Regions from separate parts of the Homo sapiens genome. Here all the other regions are linked to region 1. Evidence: chromatin contacts called from ENCODE Hi-C or POLR2A ChIA-PET data. All regions are on one chromosome and are shown on one strand. Each heading gives the region's core, a stretch centred on a gene start or an enhancer-like site at or near the end of the contact. The rest is flanking DNA. Distances are from core to core; before and after follow the strand shown. Region 1 holds the start of LINC02455 (long intergenic non-protein coding RNA 2455). Region 2 overlaps NINJ2 (ninjurin 2). Region 3 overlaps WNK1 (WNK lysine deficient protein kinase 1).

The links. Hi-C counts contacts between places; a loop is a spot of excess contacts on that map. ChIA-PET counts read pairs that join two places held with the same protein, here RNA polymerase II (POLR2A). Pooled maps may share reads with other maps.
Region 2: a loop to region 1 is called in a map of heart right ventricle, with 3 times the contacts of the local background. The contact joins the enhancer-like site here to the promoter of LINC02455 in region 1. A Hi-C loop is called at or near these places in 7 of 168 maps with a recorded cell type or tissue (Right ventricle myocardium inferior, Right ventricle myocardium superior, cardiac septum and 4 more) and 10 of 50 pooled maps. POLR2A ChIA-PET finds 5 or more read pairs at or near these places in 4 of 52 experiments (GM12878, HepG2, activated T-cell and 1 more).
Region 3: a loop to region 1 is called in a pooled map, with 6 times the contacts of the local background. The contact joins the enhancer-like site here to the promoter of LINC02455 in region 1. A Hi-C loop is called at or near these places in 1 of 168 maps with a recorded cell type or tissue (transverse colon) and 6 of 50 pooled maps. POLR2A ChIA-PET finds 5 or more read pairs at or near these places in 4 of 52 experiments (Caco-2, GM10248, activated CD4-positive, alpha-beta T cell and 1 more).

The regions. Positions count from the first base shown.
Region 1 is chr12:713,924-718,826 of GRCh38, reverse strand. It overlaps LINC02455 (long intergenic non-protein coding RNA 2455), which reads left to right and starts at 2,215. Exons shown (of 4, transcript NR_187480.1): 1 at 2,215-2,323. The region is part of intron 2 of LOC101929432 (a long non-coding RNA gene); the gene reads right to left. RefSeq lists a silencer at 1,952-2,121 and a cis regulatory region at 1,913-2,332.
Region 2 is chr12:589,153-594,055 of GRCh38, reverse strand. The region is part of intron 1 of NINJ2 (ninjurin 2); the gene reads left to right. It also overlaps the pseudogene RNU7-103P. Among named protein-coding and RNA genes, the nearest start is that of NINJ2-AS1, 39 kb to the left of the region's middle. Within about 2 kb of position 2,340, at least 8 of the 41 ENCODE cell types and tissues checked have a DNase peak (open chromatin) inside an H3K27ac peak, as active enhancers do; they include heart left ventricle and heart right ventricle, where a contact is called at or near this core.
Region 3 is chr12:792,491-797,393 of GRCh38, reverse strand. The region is part of intron 1 of WNK1 (WNK lysine deficient protein kinase 1); the gene reads right to left. Among named protein-coding and RNA genes, the nearest start is that of WNK1, 42 kb to the right of the region's middle. Within about 2 kb of position 1,918, at least 3 of the 41 ENCODE cell types and tissues checked have a DNase peak (open chromatin) inside an H3K27ac peak, as active enhancers do.

The DNA of each region.
Region 1 (4,903 bases), core at 966-3,465:
TTTCTTTCTTTTTTCTTTTTTTTGAGATGGTCGCCCAGGCTGGAGCACAGTGGCGCAATCTCGGCTCACTGCAAGCTCCGCCTCCCGGGTTCACACCATTCTCGTGCCTCAGCCTCCTGACTAGGTGGGACTACAGGTGCCGGCCACCACGCCTGGCTAATTTTTCGTATTTTTAGTAGAGACGGGGTTTCACTGTGTTAGCCAGGATGGTCTCGATCTCCTGACCTCGTGATCCAACCGCCTCGGCCTCCCAAAGAGTTGGGATTGGCATGAGCCACTGAGCCCAGCCATAATTTTATATTCTTTTTCTTAAAGAGGCCCCTCGAGTTATGTAGGTTTCAGGACCCCACAAAACATGGTTCTGTCGCTGTGTGGAGGGACTGACCTTTGATAGGAAGAGAGATGCCCCAGTGTTTCTTAAACTTGAGTGATGACAGTAAAGCAACCCCAAAAAGTCTAACCAATAGAGAAATAGAGGAACCCCAGGCATTGGTGTCCCTGTGTTTGAGAACCACTTGTCTGCTTGAGACATTTACACACCTGATTGGGAACCACGAGACCTGAGGTCTATGCCTGGCTTTACCTGTACCATGTAAAGGGCTGGCTTCCTGGGCAAGCGACATATGCAGGGCCAGAGTTCCCATCTCCGCTGTCACTGTCTTCAAATTCCTCGTAGTAATTGAACAAGGGGTCCCACATTTTCCTTTTGTGAATGGAAATTCTGTAAATGGGCCCTGTAAATTCTGTAACTGTTCCTGGTCAAACATTATGATTTAGTCGTCTTATTTTGTGACCTTGGGCAAGATACTTGACTTAAAAAAAAAAAAATTGAGCTGGCCGGGTGCGGTGGCTCACGCCTGTAATCCCACCACTTTGGGAAGCCAGGGCGGGTGGATCTTCTGAGGTCAGGAGTTCGAGACCAGCCTGGCCAACATGGTGAAACCCTGTCTCTACTAAAGATACAAAAACTTAGCCAGGTGCAGTGGCACGCTCCTGTAATCCCAGCTACTTGGGAGGCTAAGGCAGGAGAATTGCTTGAATCCAGGAGGTGAAGGTTGCAGTGAGCCGAGATCACACCATTGCACTTCAGTCTGGGCAACAGGGTGAGACTCCGTCTCAAATAAAAAAAATTAGCCGGGCTTGGTAGTACACGCCTATAATCCCAGCTACTCAGGAGGCTGAGGCAGGAGAATCACTTGAACCTGGGAGGCGGAGGTTGCAGTGAGCCACTTCATTCCAGCCTGGGCGACAGAGTGAGACTCCGTCTCAAAAAAAAAAAATTGGTCTATGTCTGGGTGTGGTGGCTCACCCCTCTAATCCCAGCACTTTGCGGGGCCAAGTCAGGAGGATCACTTGAGCCCAGGAGTTTGAGACCAGTCTGAGCAACACAGTAAGACCCCCTCTCTACAAATAATTTAAAAGTTAGCCAGGCACGGTGGCACATGCTTGTGGTGCCAGCTACTTAGGAGACTGAGGTTGGGGGATGGCTTGAGCCTGGGAGGTTGAGGCTGCAGTGAGCTGTGATTACACCACCTCACTCTAGCCTGGGCAACAGAGCAAGACCCTATCTCAAAAAAAAAATTGATGCCAGGCACAGTGGCTCATGCCTGTAATCCCAGCACTTTGGGAGGCTGAGGCGGGAGGATCACAAGGTCAGGAGATCAAGGCCAGCCTGGCCAACATGGTGAAACCCCATCTCTACTAAAAATACAAAAATTAGCAGGGCGTGGTGGCACACGCCTGTAGTCCCAGCTACTCAGGAGGCTGAGGCAGGAGAATCACTTGAATGCAGGAGGCAGAGGTTGCAGTGAGCCGAGATGGCGCCACTGCAGTCCAACCTGGCGACAGAGAGAGACTCCATCTCAAAAAAAAAAAAAAAATTGCAATATCATTAACATACCATAAATACTTGAGTTATTTGTGCCTCAGTTTCCTCATCTTCAAGAAACCATAATAAATCTCCCCTCCCAGGTGGGTCGTGTGACAATGAATGCAAGTTGTCAGTGAAAGGCAATGGAAGTTCTGTGAGCTCCTGCTGTGAGCTGTTTTTTCCATGAGGCGAGTGCTCACTCACGTTGCATACCCCTGCTTATCATGCCTGGGCTTCTTGCAGCTGCTGATGAAGCTTTCTATTCTTAACCCACTCTGACATGCTTGTTTTCTTCCTTTTAACACCCAACAACTTTTGCCAAATGAGACTTAAGTACATTAATCACATCATACTCTTTCCCAAGCTGTCTCTGCTCACTAGAGTTTGAGTCTGTCGGTGATTCTCCTATATAGAAGGCATAGCTGATACAAATTCAAGACAGGAAAAGGCAAGGTAAGTGCTTTGGGTTCCCTTCTTTTAATGAGAATGCTAAGACCAGACCTCAGCAGAGTTGGCAAGAAGAGGAAAAAAAGAGAGGGAGAATTGCTTCTAACATTTGCAAGACCCAAGGCACAGACGAAGAAAGAAACTCTAGACTTGATATTTAAAATGTATACATTAAGCAAGCACATTGTTAACATTTTATATTCTTCTACCTTGACAAATATGTTGTCATAATGTTGACCAGGTTTAAATTTAGAAGTTTGGATCACCTTGCGGATCATGAGGTCAGGAGATCCAGACCATCCTGGATAACATGGTGGAACCCGTCTCTACTAAAAATACAAAAAATTAGCTGGGCGTGGTGGCGGGCGCCTGTAGTCCCAGCTACTCGGGAGGCTGAGGCAGGAGAATGGCATGAACCTGGGAGGCGGAGCTTGCAGTGAGCAGAGATTGCGCCACTGCACTCCAGCCTGGGCAACAGAACGAGATTCCATCTCCAAAAAAAAAAAAGTTTGGATCTCCTTAGAGTTCTTGCAGGAACACAGTTGTGTGAGGTGAGCCAGACTCCGGTCCTCTCCACTTCTTTTCCCATCCTTGGCTCAAAAAATTTTAGGCGATGATAGAGAAGTAGCCACAGAGGGCCAGAAGACATAGAGGATAAAGAACTTTCACACTTTTCCAGGCTCAATGGCTAAATGCCTGTAATCATAGCACTTTGGGAAGCTGAGGTGGAAGGATCACTTGAGTCCAGGAGTTCAAGACCAGCTTGGGCAACATAGTGAGACCACCCGCCTCAGTCTCTACAAAAAATAGTAAACAAAAAAATATCCAGGAAGGCTAGCATGTGCCTGTAGTCCTAGCTACCCAGGAGGCTGAGGTAGGAGGATCATTGTGTGAGCCCAGGAGGTTGAGGCTGCAGTGAACGGTGATTGCACCACCATACTCCCGCCTGGATGACAGACAGAGAACCTGTATTTAAAAAAAAAAAAAAAAAAAAAGGAAAAAAGGCCGGGCGCGTTGGCTCATGCCTGTAATCCCAGAACTTTGGGAGGCCGAGGCAGGTGGATCACCTGAGGTCAGGAGTTCGAGACCAGCCTGGCCAACATGGTAAAACCCCGTCTCTACTAAAAATACAAAACTTAGCTGGGCATGGTGGCGCATGCCTGTAATTCCAGCTACTGGGGGGGCTGAGGCAGGAGGATCACTTGAACCCGGGAGGTGGAGGTTGCAGTGAGCCGAGATCGTGCCACTGCACTCCAGCCTGGGCAACAGAGCAAGACTCCATCTCAAAAAAAAAAAAAAAAAAAGAGGCCAGGTGCAGTCGTTCATGCCTGTAATCCCAGCACTTTGGGAGGTCAAGGTGAGAGGTTCACTTGAGCCCAGGAGTTTGAGACCAGCTTGGGCATCATAGTGAGATCCCATTTCTATTAAATATTAGAAGAAAAGAACTTCCAAGTCTCATCCTTGAATTGAGCTGAGCTTGTGAAGGCATCCTAGTTTTTATTACTGGTTTTATTATGGTTCGGATGTTTGCCCTCTCCAAATCTTATATTGAAATGTGATTCCCAATGATGGGCGTGGGGCCTGGTGGGAGGTGATTGGATCATGGAAGTGGATCCTTCATTAATGACTTAGAACCATCCCCTTGGTGGTGAGTTCTCACCCCGTTACTTCACGAGAGATCTGGTTATTTAAAAGTCTAGGACTTCCCTGCTTTCTCTCTTGCTCTCACTCTGGCCATGTGACATGATGCCGGCACTATGCTTTGTGTACAACCTGCAGAACCGTGAGCCAGTTAAACCTCTTTTCTTTATAAAGTACCCAGTCTTGGGTATTTCTTTTTATTATTTTTTATTTATTTTATTTATAATTTTGAGACAGGGTCTCACTCTTGCTCAGGCGGGAGTGCAGAGGTGCCATAACAGCTCACTATAGCCTTGACCTCCCAGTTTCAAGTGATTCTCTCACCTCAGCCTCCCAACGTGCTGGGATTACAGGCGTGAACCACCGTGCCCAGCCTCAAGTATTTTTCTTTTTTTTTTTAGATAGAGTCTTGCTCTGTTGCCCAGGCTGGAGTGCAGTGGCGCGATCTTGGCTCACTGCAACCTCCACCTCCCGGGTTCAAGCAATTCTCCTGCCTCAGCCTCCCGAGTAGCTGGGATTACAGGCATGCGCCACCACACCTGGCTAATTTTTCTATTTTTAGTAGAGATGGGGTTTCACCATGTTGGCCAGGCTGGTCTCAAACTCCTGACCTTGTGATCCACCCACCTCAACCTCCCAGTGTTCTGGGATTACAGGTGTGAGCCACTACACCCAGCCTTAAAGTATTTCTTTATAGCAACACAAGAACAGACTAACACAATCATCATTGTAGGGATCCATTTCTTAGTATTGAAAAGACTAAGTGCTATGTAAGTACCATGAGCCCAGCAGGAATGCTGGGGTCAGCTGAAGAAAGAGCTCACGTGTGTGCCCTACACAATGCCCTGCGCACCACCTGGCTCAGCCTCCTGCACCCTGAGGTCCTCTTCCAGGAATGCCTGCCCAGCAGCACTAGACCCCTTGCAGGACAGAAGAGCAGGACCA
Region 2 (4,903 bases), core at 1,091-3,590, 120 kb after region 1:
TGGTGAGAGGGGATGTCTTGCCTTGTTCCCTGTCTTCGTGGAAAAGCTCTTAGTTTTTTACCATTAAGTGTGATGTTAGCCACAGGTTTTTTGTAGATATTCTTTATCAAGTTGAGGAAGTTTCCCTCTATCATTTCTTTTTTACTTTTATTTAAGCTATTTGTAATTTATTTGATAAATAATTTGCCCCCTTCCCTGATAAGTTGGTGATGCTGCTGCTGTTGCTGCTGCTGCTTCTTCTTCTTCTTTTCTTTCTTCCTCTTATTCTTCCACTTCCTCCTCCTCTTCCTCCTTCTCCTCATCCTCTTCCTCCTCCTCCTTCTGCTCCTCCTCCTCCTTTTTGAGACAGGGTCTCACTCTGTCATCCAGGCTGGAGGCAGTGGCACACTCACGGTTCACTGCAGCCTCAACCTCCTGGGCTCAAGCGCTCCTCCCACCTCAGCCTCTTGAGTAGCTGGAACTACAGGCCTGCACCACCACGCCTGGCTAATTTTATTTTTTGTAGAGACAGGGTTTTGCCCTGTTGCCCAGGCTAGTCTCAACCTCCTGGGCTTAAGTGATCCTCCTACCTCAGCGTCCCACAGTGCTGGGAAGCTGTGATGAAGATGGGAGCTTCATCTACTGATATCCTTGTAACTCACAAATTTCTGATGAAGCTGGGAGCTTCATCACAGGCATGAGCCACTGCGCCCTGCCTGTGATGCTTCTTTAACAATCGCTAGGTTTTCAGATCTGTTTCAAAGTTGACTGAGTAGTAAATGTTGATGTATTGCAGGGAAATTCTTGCCTTCTTATTCTTTTCTTCCCCTAAGAGTTCTTAGTAATTGTGCTTTAATACTTTACCAAATGAACAATGTAGTCATTACACCCAGTTAGTATTGCAGTGAACCTAATAAATTGAGAATGGTTCCTATATTTAACATAGATTTCTGGATTTTTTCCATTAAAAAATCTTCTTTCCTACTATATTTATAACATCTGTATCCACTCTACTTTTGTCTGTTCATTTTTTTTCCCTGTTTTTTTCTTGATTGCATTTTTAGGGAAAGGATTTATTTTACTTTTCTTTAAAAAAATCCATTCCATAGTTTCATTTACTCAATCTACTGATAGCCTTGTAACTCACAAATTTCTGTAATTATCTTAATTTTGTTCTTCCTTGCTGTTTTCCTAAGGTGTGTTTTATTGTCTTTTCATAACTTTTCTGAGATGAATTTCAGTTGGCTTATTTTCACTAATTTTTATAATGACAGTATTTATCCCTGAACAGAGCTTGGACTTGGACTACATTCCTTAGTATGTTCTGCTTCTTACAACTAACCAAATAATTTGTAATTGATTTTTTTTTAAATTTTGAGATGGAGTTTTTCTTTTGGTGCCCAGGCTGGAGGGCAATGGCACAATCTTGGCTCACTGCAACCTCCACCTCCTGGGTTCAAGCGATTCTCCTGCCTCAGCCTCCCAAGTAGCTGGGATTACAGGCATGCGCCACCTCGCCCGGCTAATTTTGTATTTTCAGTAAAGACGGGGTTTCACCACGTTGGCCAGGCTGGTCTTGAACTCCTAACCTCAAGTGATCCGCCAGCCTCGACTTCCCAAAGTGCTGGGATTACAGGAGTGAGCCACCGCTCCTGGCCAGAGAAGCTAGTTATTCTGTTTCTTCGTAATCTGTGTCTAATATCTTTCTCCATTTGTTCAACACCTGTTTGTTGGATATTCACAAGAATGTACCGTGACGGGTCCACTCTGAATCCCTCCGGCAATGACGATGACTCCCTCATGTTATCTAGGAGACACCTAACTGTTTTATGTGTGCCCTACTGTTGTCGCAGCAGCCCAGTGAGGTAGGGACTATCTTTTATCCCATTTTGCACTTGGGGACACTATGGCTCAGACAACTTAGCTTGTTCAAGGTCACCTAGCAGCAGGCAGTAAAGCCAGACTTGACCCCATTCTGGCTTCAAAGTTCCTATTTTTCATCTGTCACAGATTAATGGTAAGTTCACCGAGAATGCAAACAAGATATGCGTTTGGCTACAGCCTGGCGGCTGGGGCTCCAGGCCTTCAGGCTAAAGGAGCAGTTGGAAGGATGAGCAGAGCAGGAGGGGCAAAGGGAGTGACCCGGGAAAAACGCCTGGGGGCCTCTGTTTGCTCAAAATTGACTAGTTAAGTCACACACCATACCTGCCGCCGGCCACGTCACTCTTTCAGAAGGCTTTCCTGTTCTAATGAGGCCCAGAACCTGAGAAATATCTCTAAAGAAACACCCTTGGCCCTTGCAGCCAGCTCCCACAAAGTCTGGCAGCACCCCCAGCCCAGCTGCACGATAAGATAAGACGTGCCCAAGGGACCTGGGGCGAGAAGCCAGACTGGTGACACTGCACTGCTCCCTCCGTGACATCTGTTCACAGCAGACACTGTCCCTCCAGGGACTCGGAGCTCAGCCAAAAGGCCCCTGCTTTTAAGACCAGCTCTATGGAACTCCGCTAGCACTGCCCATCCAGAGAGCTTCTGCAATCAGAGTTGCCCCCAACCCTCTGACCAACCTAGTAGGTGAATCAGCACTCAGTCCTGGGCAGCAGGTCTTAGTAGTCATGACTAGCAGAAAGGACCTTGCATCAGGAGAGCGCACAGCCCCAGGTTGTTGACGTGTGTGCAGCTGGGCATGAGTGACAGGGCTATTTCTGCCCACCAAAGTGCTCTCAGCAAGCAGGAGGTGAAGGGAGATGCTGCCGGGAATTGTAAGATCTAGGCATGGCACCCGCTGCTTGAACCCTGCTAAGGACTGGGGCCCCAACACCCTGCAGTACCTAAACTGCCCTGATGGTTGGTTCACACAGACCACATGATGGTGAGAGGCCCTCACAGCACTGAATCCAGAAACAGGAGCCAGAGAACCTAGGGACTGTCATACCATTTTGAAAAGAGGCACCACTCTCGCTGAACTTCTTTTCTCTGCCACCTCCCTATAACCTTGATAGTGAGTGCTAGTGTCCTGGATTCTGATCAGCTGTAAGCATCAGCCTCCCTATAACCTTGATAGTAAGTGCTAGTGTCCTGGGTTCTGATCAGCTGTAAGCATCAGCCTCCCAGTAACCTTGATAGTAAGTGCTAGTGTCCTGGGTTCTGATCAGCTGTAAGCATCAGCCTCCCTATAACCTTGATAGTAAGTGCTAGTGTCCTGGGTTCTGATCAGCTGTAAGCATCAGCCTCCCAGTAACCTTGATAGTAAGTGCTAGTGTCCTGGGTTCTGATCAGCTGTAAGCATCAGCCTCCCTATAACCTTGATAGTAAGTGCTAGTGTCCTGGGTTCTGATCAGCTGTAAGCATCAGCCTCCCTATAACCTTGATAGTAAGTGCTAGTGTCCTGGGTTCTGATCAGCTGTAAGCATCAGCCACAAAGGACTATGCCCTTGACAGGCTTCCAGGCGCCCTGGGCAGTGGCTGGGCGGACTGCTGTAATCCCACCAGGCAGCTGCATCTGTGCAGGTTCCCGCAGGTGCCCCTTTCACACAAGAGCCACGTTCCTGGAAAGTTGTTCATCAACTGAGTCCTATTGGGGCTGCAACGCTGAGGGTGCGTTTTTAGACTATGAAGGCACAAAGTTGCCACCCAGCCAGAGGCACAGGGTGTCGTCTTCCACCCCTCCCTTTCCCCACCCTCAGCATCCAATCGCTCACCCAGTCCTGCCAGTTCTGTTTCCTCACCCTCTCTTGGGGCAGTCCCATTTTTATACCCACTGCCAATGCTGTGCTGCAGACCTCCAGCAGGGCTCCCGCGCGTGGCTCTCCGCTCCAGCCCATCCTTCGAGCCGCTTCCATCATGGTCCTGCTAAAATGCTGCTACAGCACATTGGGAGGCTGAGGCAGGAGGACCACTTGTTTGGGACCAGGATTCCAGACCAGCCTGTGCAATATAGCAAGACACCGTCTCTACAGAAAATAACGAAAATAAAAAATAAGACGCTGCTCTAAGGATGCCACTGGCTGCGGATAACCTTCCTACTGCTCCCTGCTGCCCTCAGGACAAAGCCTAAGTGCCTCATCAGCCCCTCCCTGATCCGCTGCCCCACACCGCTCCACCTCTGCCTTCCACCTGTACCCTAGGACCCCTTGGGTCCTGACAGGGAGACCCCGCCCTCTCTGAGACGGCTGCCACAGCAGCCCATCTGCCTCACCCCACGGAGGAAAACTGAGTCCAGGAGACAATCCCCCCCTAAATTTACCAACTGTTTCCCCCCTTCCAGAAGTTTCTTGAGAGCAGGAGCCATATGGATTCGTCTCTGCATGCCCAGCCTGAGACATCAGTGCCTAGGACTCAGGAGGCATACCCAGCACATGCTTGTAGAAGAAAGAAAGAAACAGGGAAGGTGTTTTTTGCTATTTATCGCATATTTAATTTCATCTTTATTATATTTTTCCTGATTGTAACAGGATGATGTCTTAGGTGTGAAAAATTAGAAGTGGAAGTGTTAGAGCTCTTCTAGAATTTGTCTAGCAGGTTCTCTGGTTTTTACTGAAACCAAACTCCCATGAGAAAACAACCTACAATTGGGAAAATACATAACTTAGAAAGAAAGGGAAAGTCTTTAGTGTGATAGAAATTCCTCCCATATCTGTTTCCTGTGCTTATTCTAATGCATTGAAATATAAAGTAGATCCTCTGAATACTTTGTTTCATTTTTACCAATATAGAATCATATCATGTTCTTACTGACTTGCTCCCCACTAAATACATTTTAGATATCTTCTGTATCTAATCATAGGGATCTACCTCATTCTTTTTGTTTTGTTTCATTTTGTCCATTGTTTTTTACTGATTGAACAAGAACACCTCTCTCTTTTCAAAGACACATGTAGTATTTAATTGTGTGGTTGTAGGCCAGCTTATTTAGCCCACACAC
Region 3 (4,903 bases), core at 669-3,168, 79 kb before region 1:
ATACTGATTCAAAACCACTAATCTGATGTTTCTCTTATATAGAAGGTAATCATAAAAATGTTACTAAACTCTAGCTAAATTCTGCCAATCTTTATTGAACACAATATCCATCCAACAATTATAGCTACAGCCTTAAAGAACACAGTAATCACAGTAAGAATGACACAATCATTATGAGAAGAGCGTATAAGTACAACAAGGAGACAAAAAAGAGATTAATTTCTGAGAGGATTCTTTAAAGAAACATTTATTTATTTTCATGAATATGAATTTAATAGGAATGCAAAAAGAAGAACGTGGGTGTGGAAATGAAAATCAGCATATGTATAGTAACTTAAAATAAAGTCTGGGAATTGTTTATATAATTTTAGAAGAGATGGTAGGAGAGAAGATTGGATAAACACTAAAATCTTGAGAACTTCACATAACAATAAGGAGATTAAAATTTATACTGTGGAGAATAGGGCACCACCGAAAATTTTAAAAGATGTGATCAGATTTGCATCTTCATAAGATTGATCATGCTTGCATTGGTGTGGAACAGAGAGAAGTGTAATTAGACTTAGGAAGATCATTTTTGGTTGATATATTGGTACAGATGAGGGAGAATCAAGATGACAAGGTGGCTGATTAGAAATGGAAAATGAAGATATAAAGGAGGAAGAGAAGTCTAGGATGATTCTCAGAACTTTCTGGTTTTGTTTTTTAGGGGCAGGAAAAATGGTTAGGTAGGGAGACTTCTTGAAATAGATCTGTCTATAGCCACAAAGAAATTTAAGTTATCCCAAATTGATCATTCAACTTCAATTTGAGATTTCAGCTGGGCGCAGTGGCTCATGCCTGTAATCCCAGCACTTTGGGAGGCCAAGGTGGGTGGATCACCTGAGGTTTCAAATTTCATTAAGAATTCTGATTATATTCTTTCTGAATTTCTCATATATTCATTTCCCTTTCCCTTTCCAATTATCAAGCTCCTTATTGCGTAATACAGGAAAGTATGTGTTTCCTACTCCTCTGCCTTATAATTTCTCTGGTTCCTATACTTCAGAAAAATACATGACAAGTAGCACAACAGATGGAATAAAGGAATTAAGAATATACTGTTACAAGGTCCTTATACTAATCTTGAAGGGTAGAATATTATTTGAAGGCAGATTAATTTAAAATGTATATTATAAGCACAAGAGCAACCACTAAAAAAAATTAAAAATAAGATACATGGTCAGGAGTGGTGGCTCACGTCTGTAATCCCAACACTTTGGGAGGCCAGGAAGGGCAGATCACCTGAGCTCAGGAATTCAAGACCAGCCTGGACAACATGGTGAAACCCTGTCTCTACAAACGCATACAAAAATTAGCTGGGCATGGTGGAGGGCTACTCAAGAGGCTGCGGTGGGAAGGTCACTTGAACCCGGGAGGCAGAGGTTGCAGTCAGCTGAGATTTGCACCAGTGCACTCTGGCCTGGGTGACAGAGTGTGACTCTGTCTCAAAAAGAAGAAGGAGAAAAGAAGATACTTGTTAAGCCAATGGATAAAAAGAGAAATGTTAAATGACCCCCAAAGCATAAAAATTTTTTTCTTTAAAGGAACAAAGAGAAAACAGTAAGCAACAGTATCAATATTATAATGGGCAAACTTCAAGAAACTGTATAGCAAGAGAGTAGATGATCTAGATAAAATGGAAAGAAATTCCTAGAAAGACACGAACTATAGAAACTGTATTAGTCAGTTTTCATGCTGCTGATAAAGACATATCCAAGACTGGGTTTAACTGTACTCACAGTTCTATGTGGCTGGGGAGGCCTCAGAATCGTGGCAGAAGGCAAGGAGGAGCAAGTCATGTCTTACATCAATGGTGGCAGACAGAGAATGAGAACCAACCAAGCAAAACAGTTTCCCCTTATCAAACCATCAGATCTCTGAGACTTATTCACTATCATGAGAACAGTATGGAGGAAACGGCCCCCATGATTCAATTACCTCCAGCTGGCCCCGCCACTGACACATGAAGATTATTACATTTCAAAGTGAGACTTGGGTGGGGGGATACAGAGCCAAACCATATCAGAAACTGACTCAAGAAAAAAAAAAAAAAAACAACGGAAAATCTGAATAGACCTATAACAAGAAAGGAGACTGAATTAGTAATTTAACAAACTTTCCACAATGAAAAGCCCAGGCCCAGATCACTTCACTGATGAGTTCTATAAAACACTTAAATAATTGACATCAATTATTCACAAATTCTTCCAAAAAATATAAGAGGAATTCTATGAGGCCAGTATTAACCTAACACCAATGCCAGATAGAAACATCACAAGGAAACTAAAGGACAGTATCTTGGCCAGGCATGGTAGCTCATGACTGTAATCCTAGCTCTTCAGGAGGCCAAGGCAGGAGGATCACTTGAGGTTAGAACAAGACCAGCTTGGGCAACACAGCAAGACCACATCTCTACACAATTTTTTAAAAAAATTAGCCAGGCACGATGATACGCACCCATAGTCTTAGCTACTTGGGAGACAGAGGTGGGAGAACTGCTTGAGCTCAGGAGTTTGAGGTTACAGTGAGCCATGATTGTGCCTCTGCACTCCAGCCAAGATGACAGAGCAAGACTGTCTCTAATAAATGAATACATAAATATTTTAAAAGAAGAATATTCCTTATTAATACAAACACAAAAATCCTCACCAAAATACAAACAAACCAAATCCAGCAACTAAAAAGGATTATTTCCCATGGCCACATGGGATTTATCCCAGGAATCCAAGGTTTAGCATCCAAAAATTAGTGTAGTACACCCCATACAGTACAAAGCCCATACGATTATCTCCATAGACACAGAAAAAGCACCGAAGTCCAACACCCTTTCATTTAAAAAAAAAAAAAAATTCAACCAACTAGGAAAAAGGAACATCTTCAGTTGGATAAAGGGCATCTAGGAAAACCCCACAGCTAACATTATGCTTAACCTTATTAGCGCAGATGAAGATGTAAAGAAATTGGAACCCTCATTCGCTGCTGTAGAGAATGTAAAATGGTAGTCACCTTGAAAAACAGGTTTGCAGTTCCTTAAAAGGTTCAACAGAATTACCATATAACCCAGCAATTTCACTCTTTACTATCTGCTCAAGAGAAATTCAAGTATATGTTAATATAAAACCTTATAAATGAACGTTTATAGCAGCATTATTCATAATAACCCAAAACGGGAAACAACACAAATGTCAATCAACTGATGAATAAACACAATGGTATCTCCATACAATCAAATATTAATTACTCAACCATAAAAATGAAGTGCTGATCCATGCTATAACATGGATGAACATTAAAAACATTACACTGAGTGAAAAAAGCCAGTCACAAGAGATCACATATTATATGGTTCCACTTATATAAAATGTCCAGAATAGGCAAATCTAGAGACATAGTAGGTTAGTGGTTATCCACACAACTGGAAGAGTTGAGGGGAAATGGAGTTTTCTTTTTTTTTGGAGGAAGTGATTAAAATGTTCTAAAACTTAGTACTGTGATGGTTGCACAATTCTGAATATACTTTAAAAACCACTGAATTGTATATTTTAACCAAGTGAATTGTATAGTATGTGAATTATCTCAATAAAGCTGTTTATAAAAATGCAAATGGTAAGTTAACAATAAAATAATGCAAACTATCATCATATAGATTTAAGAACTGCCATATTTAGTCAACCTATAGTGCTTCTAATCCAGTGTTCTGTCTCAGGGCCAGACAAGAATATACATATAGTGAGAAGAAATGGCCCACTTCATTTAGGAAGAATAGGGAAGACAGTTCTAAAACCATACCGTCACCCAATATGAATCTCTATTATCCTGATCCTTTTGAAAACTGTTATCAACCTGTCTTTTCATTTGGAATAATTATTTCCAATGTTTTACTACCAATTGAAAAAAGAAATACTATCATTATTTTTGACCGAAATTTACTATTTAGCTCTTGTGGGCAGTCTCCTTGTTTTAATTTACATTAATTAGGAGAACCAACACGTTTTCTCCTTTTTAACTTTATAGGCTTTTCTAGTCACCCAACTTCAGTAAACTCTACTTTATAAAGTTCTTCCATAAAACAGCTAAGAATTTGGTATCTCAATGATTCTAAAAACTACAGAGAAAACATCTGACTCATTCATTCATCATAAAAAGCCTATTATTTGGTAACAGTCATTTTTACTAGGCCACATGAAGATGTTATTCTCTAAAATTAAATGGCTGGCTGATTGTGCTCTATTGCTATAAGTTTATTTCTTAGGTACAGGAGGATCATATAGAAGCATGTTAGCCTTGTTTATTAATAATAGCAGCTACCGTGACTTAGTTACCAGGCTAAGGTGTCCACATGTAGTCTCATTTAAACCTTGTAATAACACTAAAACATTACCCTCATTTTACACATGAAGAAAACAGAGGCTTAAAGGTATTTATATCCAAGTTGTGTCTCTTGTCCTGAGTTCACTAGACCTGATTAAGAACTCTATGAATTAAAGAAAAAAAAAGTCATAGAATAATATGTTTATATATATTTTTTTTAATGTGAGTACATATTTGTGTAAAAGCATGAAGAATTGGAAATACATACAAATATATGGTTGCCTCTGGGCAAAGGAGTAAAGGAGGTTAGGGTCAAGAAAGAACTTCCAGGTTCTGCTGTAAATTTTTTATATGGCTTTAATCTTAAGCAAAACAATATAAATGTATTCCTCATTGTAAGCTTTTTTGTTACAAGAATAACAGTATCAGCCGGGCGTGGTGACTCATACCTGTAATCCCAGCACTTTGGGAGGCTGAGGTGGGCGGATCACGAGGTCAGGAGTTCTAGACCAGGCTGGCCAACATGGTGAAACCCCACATCTACTAAAAG